Regions from separate parts of the Homo sapiens genome. Here region 1 is linked to region 2. A link is an interaction called in ENCODE POLR2A ChIA-PET data of the cell type or tissue named here. Cell type or tissue: Panc1. All regions are shown on one strand. Region 1 overlaps CASC15 (cancer susceptibility 15). Region 2 overlaps CASC15 (cancer susceptibility 15).

What was found. Peaks named below come from ENCODE experiments on the same cell type or tissue, not always from the same donor. Only the 100,000 strongest peaks of a DNase experiment are listed, where the experiment ranks them.
Region 1: POLR2A ChIA-PET joins it to region 2 with 7 read pairs; 2 of 35 experiments call an interaction of 5 or more read pairs at or near these places.

Annotation. Positions count from the first base shown.
Region 1 is chr6:22,042,053-22,047,052 of GRCh38, reverse strand. All of the region lies in intron 7 of CASC15 (cancer susceptibility 15), which reads right to left. Among named protein-coding and RNA genes, the nearest start is that of NBAT1, 100 kb to the left of the region's middle. In Panc1, no CTCF peak of the experiment used is centred here; no DNase peak of the experiment used is centred here; H3K27ac peaks cover 1,010 bases.
Region 2 is chr6:21,693,026-21,698,025 of GRCh38, reverse strand. The region is part of intron 2 of CASC15 (cancer susceptibility 15); the gene reads right to left. Among named protein-coding and RNA genes, the nearest start is that of CASC15, 29 kb to the right of the region's middle. In Panc1, no CTCF peak of the experiment used is centred here; no DNase peak of the experiment used is centred here; H3K27ac peaks cover 835 bases.

The DNA of each region.
Region 1 (5,000 bases), 350 kb before region 2:
ACAATTGAAACTAGTTATTTAGGATTCCCAGAAAGGATTAAAAAAAAAAACTCATTTGTTTATCCTTGCAGGTCAGTTAGGTTAATAACCTCAATTGACCACCATGAATGAAAAAAGTTAAGGAAGAAGAAAACAAATATGGATTTTGCATTTATTGTTTTTGTCTTACCAATTGCAATTTGGGGGCCTTGAGGCAATTGTAGCTGATGGAGGTTAAACAAGGCAGATTGTTGGTTTACGGCCCATTCTTGGCAATTTGGAAGTAAACGATAACCAATATTTACTCAGGCTGCTAGTTATATATGCTTCCTCCTCCTCTCTATCAGATGACACAAAGTAGTGAGCACCACATGGAGAGTGCCCCAAAATTTACAAATCGTCACATATATCGTATCTCATCTAATACAACAACCAACAAGACTAAAGTGTTCTTTCATCATGTGACAAATGATAAAGGGAGAACTCAGGGAGTTACAAAAATTTCCCAGTGCTCACCAGGTAACTGGAAGAGGCTGGATTGTAACGCAGAGTTTCTGACACCAAGTGCCCTGAGCCACGTGTACTCATTTAATATCTTATCTCTCATTCTCCTTTCCTTTGCTCACATGTAAAGAGCTGAGCAGAAGAGGTTTTTGAATGTTGGGTTTTAGGAGGATTTGTGGATTTCAACTCTCCGTGTTCTTCCTATGCCCAGATTATTATCAATAACATAGAGTTGGCATTATATGATCTTTTGGGTCTCTGGAGAGAAAAACCAATAAGGAAATAAATAACCAATTTATTTCCAACAAATTGGTTGGAAATAAAACAAATATAGGCTTAGCATACATTTGGCAGGGTTGGGGAGGGGGTGGTGGGCAAGGAAAGTCTAATAGTCTTCTCTTTCTTGGTTCTGGAGCTAAGAGTATCAAATCTCCAGTGGGAAAGTCAAACCTACTTTCCAGTCAAATAATGAAGCCTTCCATGTTAACCCCTACACAAGAGGTGCAAAGAGAATGTATACAGGGATCCTTTTATGGATGTTCTGGAAAGACAACACCTGTTCTTTGGGCCCTAGTGCCTTTGGTTACACCCAGGTTTTAAGGGGATGAATATAAATCATTTTGGAAGATTAAAAGAAACCCAAAAATTATAATATTCTTTTGCCTCCCAAGAGAAACAATCTTCAGATAATTGGGATTTGATGAGAGTGGTGGAGCTATGCAAATCTTATGCCATTATGAGCATGCAATAATTCAGACTGTTAAAATTACGAAGCAATCCCTTTGCTGTGTGATTCAGAAGGCTCGGCTCCCTACCTTCAGATTAAAATGAAGACTGAAAGACTAAACTTCAACTATGTCTGAATGTCTGTGGGCTGTTTTCCCCACAACTAACAACATTATTTAAACTCCCAACTTTTAAACTGCTAAAACCATGGAAACATTAATAATGGCCCTCCTTCATTAAACCTCAACTTCCCCTCCCACTTGTACTTTTGACCAATTTATTCACTTCAAAGCAAGCAACAGCATCCTGTTCAGTTACTCAGTAGGACCTCTGTACCTTCACCCAACACCTTACACCAAAAGAACACCAAAACCCACAAAAAAAGTCATGATCTCTACACTCCTCCTAGTCTATTGAAGGCAATTATGTAACCTCAAAGTTTTTGCTTTTATTTTTTATTTTTTCAGTTGCCATGGGAAAGACTGTTTGGGCAGCTCCATCTGCACAGGGTAATTACTGGCCTCCCAAAACGCACTCACTCTCACACACACACACACACACATACACACACACACACACACACACACAAAACCTGCAATGATATAAAGAAAAGGTAAACATAATTTTAAACATTTTCAAAGAGGCCAAGAAGGCATTAAACAATCAATATATTACTTTGCTACTGGCAGAAATAAACAAAACAGCCATTTACTGTCAAGAAAACAGCATTTTCAGAGCTGAAGTAGTAATAATAGCAATTAATATTTCCTCAGAATTTAATATTTGTCAGGTACTGTGGACTAAGTATTTTACACAGATTATCTTAATAATCTCCATAAATATAAATCTACAATTCCCATTTTTACAGAAAATAAATGAGGTTAAGAGAGGCTGAGTCACTTGCACAGGGCTGATTAGTAGTGGAGCCAGGATTCAAACCCAAAGCCCACAGTCTTGGTGCTCTCACTGTGCCTCATGGTGCCTGCCTGCCCACAGCCTGTGTTATCATCACAGCTCGCTTCTGGTCTGGTCTAATGACCTGTTGAAGGAACTCAAATGATCACTCATCTCATCTACTGAAACTAAGAATAATTCAAAATATTTTGGGGTGTCAAAATGCATATGGCCAGCCTGAGCTGAGAACCTGTCTCTACAAAAAAAATAGATTTAAAAAATTAGCCAGGCACAGTATTGCATGCCTGTAGTCCCAGCTACTCAAGAAACTGAAGTGGGAGGATCACTTGAGCAGCTGGGAGATCAAGGCTGCAGTGAGCCATGATTGCACTGCTGTACTTCAGCATTCCAACGTGGGCGACAGAAAGAGACCCTGTCTTAAAAAAAAAAAAAAAGAAAAAAAATGCATTTGACCACAGGCTGCACCAGTAACAATGATCTTATTTCAGTATCTACGGTACAATATAAGTATGCATATGTGACATTCAAATACTGTGGCCTTTTCCATTTTCTTAATCAGTTTCAATTTCTCAGTGTTAACTCCTTAATTTAACACTTATCGATAAAAATGCTATCTGCTAATGTGTATTGTAACATTAATTTTGAGTTTTAGGAGATTTGTGAGTGTGGGGTAAGGAGAAGAGCTATTCAGCTCTCATCTATTTTATTTTATTTTATTTTATTTTATTTTATTTTATTATTCCCAAGAGAAGAAATATTTTTACTTTGGCTTCTTCATGAATTTAGGTAATTACTGAGATTCTTGCCATCTTTATATGCTGGATTTGATTCCCTGTGGTGGAAAATGCATACAGTTCCCAAAGAAATCTATGTTAATAGTATAGAGTTCAAATATTAAAAGAGATTAAGTGGTATCAGAAGCAAAGCCTTGGACCAGGCCACCAATCTCAATGGGTAGATCATTTAACAAGCCAACACATGCTAATAGAATCTTCTAAAGGGCTGGACACCTCTCACAAGGTCCCCCTACCCACCTTGACTCTGTTTATCAAGGGAGGAATCCCGACAGCATGGAGCCCCCAGGCCTCCCCTCCTCCATCAGCACAGCATGCCCGCAGTCACAAGCTGCCTGCGAGTTTGGTAAGACTCTGGCTCCAATCCCTTGGCCTCATCTGACCCGTCTTTCTGCCGTATCACTTATCTCCTGGAAAGGAACATGTTTCCAAGCTTCTTCCACATCAGCAGTAGGAAAGGAATTTGCAGTCTTTGAGTATTAAGTGACCTGGGTAGAAAAAAGTCTTAGAAGGGAGGTGAGACGGAGGGGTGGGGAAGTACAATGAGATACTTTTACTTTGCCAAATTCCCATCCCTTTTTGGCCGTAGGCAATGCCAGAAGAGAAAGCCAAAAGGAGGTAGGAGGGTAAGTGGAAACAGCTCCTCCTCTTCCCTTGCACTTCCTGGCTGGATATCTGTAAACATCTCTCTACCACCCTTCCCCAAGCAGGGAGCCTGGATATACACACACTTGCCTAACTGCTGGAGCCACACCATCCACATTAGCTACCTCTCTAAATCCCTGAGAAGCAGGTCAGGCACAGTGGCCAGGGTGGGGACAAGGTGGATCCACAGAAGGCCACCTGATGACCTTTCCATTAACAACCAGAGCTCTTGGTGCTGCCTCCCAGAGATGAGTAGGGGAGGTGTCTAGACAAAGAAGAAAATAAAAATGTTTTCTTCCTTCCCTTCCCTCAGTCATACTTTACATCTTCCTCTGGGCACTGCAGTAAAAAGAAGCAAGGAGGTGCACCTGGCCGGAGAGCAATCTCCAGGAAGCTAGATGAGCCATCCTGTGTGTGGGAATGAAAGGCAGACCAGAACAGAAAGCAGTGAGGTTGTGATTCCAAAATCCCAGCTCCCAAACCTGTGGCCAGAGCAGAGCCTGTAATTAAATGTGAACTTGCCAGTGGCTCTCTTAATACATGAGGCAAAAAGTTAATGTCTGATGGACTGGGGCCCATGCCAAACTCCAGCTCAGTTGCCTCCCCACAGGGGACTAGTTCAAAGAAATGAGATCTAGTGGTAGTGAACAAGCCAAGTAAGTTGCAGGGAGGCCCCAGCTCACAGGTCTGCCTTTGGACCCCCTCCTCTGGGCTTCCCTAATACTCTATGCACAGCTCCTCCCCAGGTACTCACAGCCATCATTCATCCTTTATTGATCTGTCCTGTCCATGAAGCAAAGTGGAGGGCTGCCCTTTTCTGGACTTTACGTGCTTGGTACCAAATACACTAGGTCTGCACTGTCTAATACAGTGGTCACTAGACACATGTGGCTCTTGAGTCCTTGAAATGTGATCAGTCCAAACTGAGATGTATCTCAAGTTTAAAACAGTGGATTTCACAGACTTACTATGAAAAATACAGTTAAATAGCTCATTAATTTTTATATTAATTAAATATTGAAATAATATTTTGGATATATTAGGTTAAATAAAGTGTGTTATTAAAATCAATTTCACCTAATTCTCTTCATTTTTTTTTTTTTAGCATGGCTACACATGTGGCTTATATTATATGTCTATTAGACAGTATTGTTCTGGGTATTCCATGAGGGAGGGAGGGAGGAAGGAAGGAAGCAAGGAAGGAAGAAGGAGGGGGAAGGAGAGGGAGGGAGGAAGGGAGGGGGGCGGGCAGGTGGGCAGGCAAGAGAGAGAAAGAGAGTGGGGAGAGGGATGAAGAAGGAACACCAAGAGAAAGAGAAAGTTGACTGGAGATCAGTATAAATGCTTTTAAATCAACATATAACAGAAATGGTTTTAAAGAAGTGAGGTTATTTTCAGAAATAATTTTTGTATCTGGAACTACATTTCATTCTGAAT
Region 2 (5,000 bases):
GACACATAGAGAGGAAAATAGACATTTACAAGCCAGAGAGAGAGAGGCCTGAGAGAGATCCTTGCCTCATGGCCCTACTGACATCTTCATCTCGGACTTCCTGTCTCCAGAACTGTTTTGAGATGGAGTTTCGCTCTGTTGCCCAGGCTAGAGTGCAGTGGCATGATCTCGGCTCACTGCAACCTCCGCCTCCCGAGTTCAAGAGATTCTCCTGCATCAGCTTCCCAAGTAGCTGGGATTACAGGCACCCACCACCATGCCAGGCTTATTTTGTGTATTTTTAGTAGAGACGGGGTTTCACCATGTTGGCCAGGCTGGCTTCGAACTCCTGACCTCAAGTGATCTGCTGGGCCTTGGCCTCCCAATGTGCTAGGATTACAGGTGTGAGCCACCACACCCAGCCTGAGAAAATAAATTTCTGTTGTTTAAGCCACCCAGTCTGTGATTCTTTCTTATGGCAGCCCTAGCACACTAATAAACCATTCTCTGTGGAAAGTTCAGAAACTTCTATGCACATGTTCAAGATTTGCTGTTGTGTCTGTCATGTGTGTGTCTCAGAGTATAAACTCCTTTATTTAACACAGGGCTGCACCTACATAATTTATTCATTTGTCAAGCCATCTTGAGCAGCTATGTGCTCAATACTCTTGTTTGTTTGTTTGTAACACTGATTTATATTCCTCTCTCAAGGCTCACTTCTCATTTCGTCCTCTTTTGCATCTGGGCGATCCCCGAACTAGAGAAATAAAGTTTCTCCTGCTTCTAGAAACAATGGGTAGAAGCGCCTGTCTTGAAAACACAAAGAAGACTTCTTTCCAGCAGATAAATGAATAGAGGTTTCACCTTCCCACCAAAAACAGAAAATGAAAAAGCGGGTAAAAGTCACAACTCTAGTGTTACCTGTTTTTTCCCTGCCTTTGTGACTTTTCCCCTTTTCATTTTGTCTTTTAGGCAGAGGTAGCAGTAGAGTGCTGCAATGAGGAACATTAGAGCTCTAACTTAACCTTTCATGAACATCATTTATCTGCACAGTAGGGTCAAGCTCCTGGTCCCACTGTGGTTTTACTGGGCATCCCCAGTTTTCTAGTTCTACTTTTGCCACAAAAAATGCAGTAAATCTTTCCTAAAGTATACATCCGGCTATGCACAGTATACAATTAATTCAACTGCACCTGTAGCAGACCTTCCAGAAATCATTGACTATAATTTGTCAGGATTAACCTTTGATAAAACATAAATTTGTCCAAATCCAAAGCACTTTAAAGAGGTGTAGAGGTTCATTTTTATTACACCAATGCTGTTTCAGCAAGATGATGGAGGCAAAAAAAAATACTGATGCTGAGCACAGTGACTACTCTGTTGGACTGCATCTTTAGTGTCATAAACTTGCCATTTCAGCATGGGAAGAAGTGATTCACAACCAACTGCATCTTCCTTGGTTAGTCCTAGAAACGTCAAGCCCTGTAACTAAAAAGAGAAAAAGAGACCCTTACAGGTCCACACACTCAGTACTCAGTATTATAGTGACAAATGAGGAGTCTGTGTTGCAGCATTTTAAAATGTTTATAGACAGGACGGGCACAGTGGTTCACACCTATAATCCCAGGACTTTCTAAGGCTGAGGTGGGCAGATCACTTGAGGCCAGGAGTTCGAAAACAGCCTGGCCAACATGGTGAAACCTTATCTCTACTAAAAGTACAAAAAAATTTAGTCAGGCATGGCAGCGGGTGCCTGTAATTCCAGCTACTCGGGAGGCTGAGGCAGGAGAATCACTTGAACCCAGGAGGCGGAGGTTGCAGTGAGCCGAGATTGTGCCACCGCACTCTAGTGTGGGCGAAAAGAGCGAGACTCCATCTCAAAAAAAAAAAAAAAAAAAGGCTTGGCGCGGTGGCTCACGCCCATAATCCCAACACTTTGGGAGGTCGAGGTGGGTGGATCACGAGGTCAGGAGTTCGAGACCAGCCTGGCCAGCATGGTGAATCCCTATCTCTACTAAAAATACAAAAAATGTAAAAATAATTTTTAATTTTTAAAAATACAAAATACAAAAAATTAGCCAGGCATGGTGGCGCACGCCTGTAATCTCAGCTACTCAGAAGCCTGAGGCAGGAGAATTGCTTGAACCCGGGAGTCAGAGGTTGCAGTGAGCTGAGATGGTGCCACTGCACTCCAGCCTGGGCAGCAGGGCGAGACTCCATCTCAAAAAAAACAAAAAAAAAGAGGGACCCTCAGTTCCAGAAATTGCCTACCCCTTCCCTGGAAAACTCATGGATAATCTACCCCTCATTTAGCATATAATCAAGAAGTAACAATAAAAATGGGCAACCAGCAGCCCTCGGGGCTGCTCTGCCTATAGAGTAGCCATTCGTTATTCCTTTGCTTGGTTTTTTTTTTGTTTTTTTGAGACAGAGTCTGCTCTGTCATCCAGGTTGGAGTGCAGTGACATGGTCTCAGCTCATTGCAACCTCTGCCTCTTGGCTTCAAGCAATTCTCGTGCCTCAGCCTCCCAAGTAGGTGGGATTACAGGCATGTGCCACCACGCCCGGCTGATTTTTGTATTTTTAGTAGGGACGGGGTTTCACCATGTTGGCCAGGCTGGTCTCGAACTCCTGACCTCAAGTGATCTGCCCACTTCGGCCTCCCAAAGTGCTGGGATTACAGAAATGAACCACCACACCCAGCTGTATTCCTTTACCTTTTTTTTTCTTTTTTTTTTTTGAGACAGAGTTTCACTCTTGTTGCCCAGGCTGGAGGGCAGTGACAAGATCTTGGCTCACTGCAACCTCTGCCCCCTGGGTTCAAGTGATTCTCCTGCCTCAGCCTCCTGAATAGCTGGGATTACAGGCGTGCGCCACCACACTTGGCTAATTTTTCTTATTTTTAGTAGACACGGGATTTCATCATGTTTGCCAGGCTGGTCTCGAACTCCTGACCTCAGGTGATCCGCCTGCCTCGGCCTCCCAAAGTGCTAGGATTACAGGCGTGAGCCACCATGCCCAGCTAATTTTGTATTTTTAGTAGAGACGGAGTTTCACCATGTTGGCCAGGCTGGTCTTGAACTCCTGACCTCAGGTGATTTGCCAGCCTCAGCCTCCCAAAGTGTTGGGATTACAGGTGTGAGCCACCGGCCCGGTTCCTTTACTTTCTTAATAAACTTGCTTTCACTTTACTCTATGGATTCACCTCAAATTCTTTCTTGTGAGAGATCCAACAACCCCCTCTTGGGGTCTAGAATGGGACCCTTTTCTGGTAACATAGGAAAACCTAATAATTCATGGAGTGTTTACACTGCATGCAGTGGTGGCTACAAAAACCTTAGCCTATCAAAATACACATAACATTTGTAAGACATCCTATTGCAAGTCTCTGGCACTCAAAAATGTTGGTGTCTGACCAATTCTTCATGATAAAACGTAGAACCCAGCCTTCCGGGGATATTCCAATTTTGCTAATTTGAAATATTCCTTAAAACTGATTCTACTTTCCCTTGGATGATCATTCAAATCACAAAGGCAAGTAAGGGCACTGTCTACAAGGCTCTATCACAAGCCCTTGGGCAAGTCACTCAGCTTTGCTGGGAAGAACCACCCTCCCCACTCTCAAGATCCAAGAACCATTTCTGGAATGAACCAACTCTGAGGGAGTCAAGCCCACATTAACATCAATGGAAATGCTTTTACAGCTCACAGCCAGTAAGTAAATTGGCCCTTTTTCATTACAAAGAAAGGTATTAGAAATTCTGTGTTAAATAACTGTGTCCAGCCTACCCCCAGGTCTTTCCAACGGAGCTTTTAAGAGCAAGCAAATAAAGTTTTATTGGTTCAATAAAGTCTGCTGCCCAGCGGTCTATAGTCACACTATTATTGAGAATGAAACCCTGTTAACTTATTAAATAAACCAGGTATCTCTAAGCTAAAAAAAAGTTGATATTAACCATCGTCATCATTTAGTATAAAAATTGAATCTCAAATCCATGATCAGAAAACCAAAAAAAAACCCTCTAGAAAAGTAATTAAGATACAGTTCTTCATTAGTCATGAAAGAAATGATCTTATCCCAGAATTTTCCACTAACCCATCAGTGGAACAATATTTCATGTAATAAATATTTCCTCGGTTTGCAAATATTAACTAGGCCTGCCTCTTGGCTTTTTTGACAATGAAAGATCTTTACCAAATGATTAACAGAGCTCAAGCCCAAGGAGGAAAATTATTCTATTCCCAAGCACTGTCACATCAAAGCTGAAACCAAGGTTTAAAAAGCGCAATCGGCTGGGCACGGTGGCTCACGCCTGTAATCCCAGCACTTTGGGAGGCCGAGGCAGGTGGATTACGAGGTCAGGAGATCAAGATCATCCTGGCCAACATGATAAAACCCTGTCTCTACTAAAAATACAAAAATTAGCTGGGCTTTGTGGCGCGCACCTGTAGTCCCAGCTACTCCGGAGACTGAGGCAGGACAATCACTTGAACCCGGGAGGTGGAGGTTGCAGTGAGTCATGATCATGCCACTGTACTCCAGCCTGGTGACAGAGCAAGACTCCGTCTCAAAAAAAAAAGCACAATCACAAGATGAAGAAGCGAGTCACACCTATTAGGTTTCTTTACACACAAAATAAATGAAAAACCAGATGTGTATGTAAATACAGAAAAGCAAATATTTCTATTTTCAGGCTCATATTTCTATTTTGAAAGCAAATATTACTATTTCCAGCTCTTTTCTTTTCCTTCTTTTTCCCCTAAATAAACTATACGTACTTCATTTTTTAAAAACTGGCCGTCATACTTGTAGCTTTGTAACGGCTTCCTGATTCACAGGAACCCTACAGAGTTCTTGTTTCCATAGAAGGGAAAATATGCACCCATCCAATCCATCCTTTTCAATACCACAGGAAGAAAAACTTGTTCTAGAAGTTCTGCAGAGATGGTTCCCTTCTCATGAGCATTCTACACAGGAGAAAGTGCACTGCAAAATCAGACTCGGAATATATTCTCTCTCA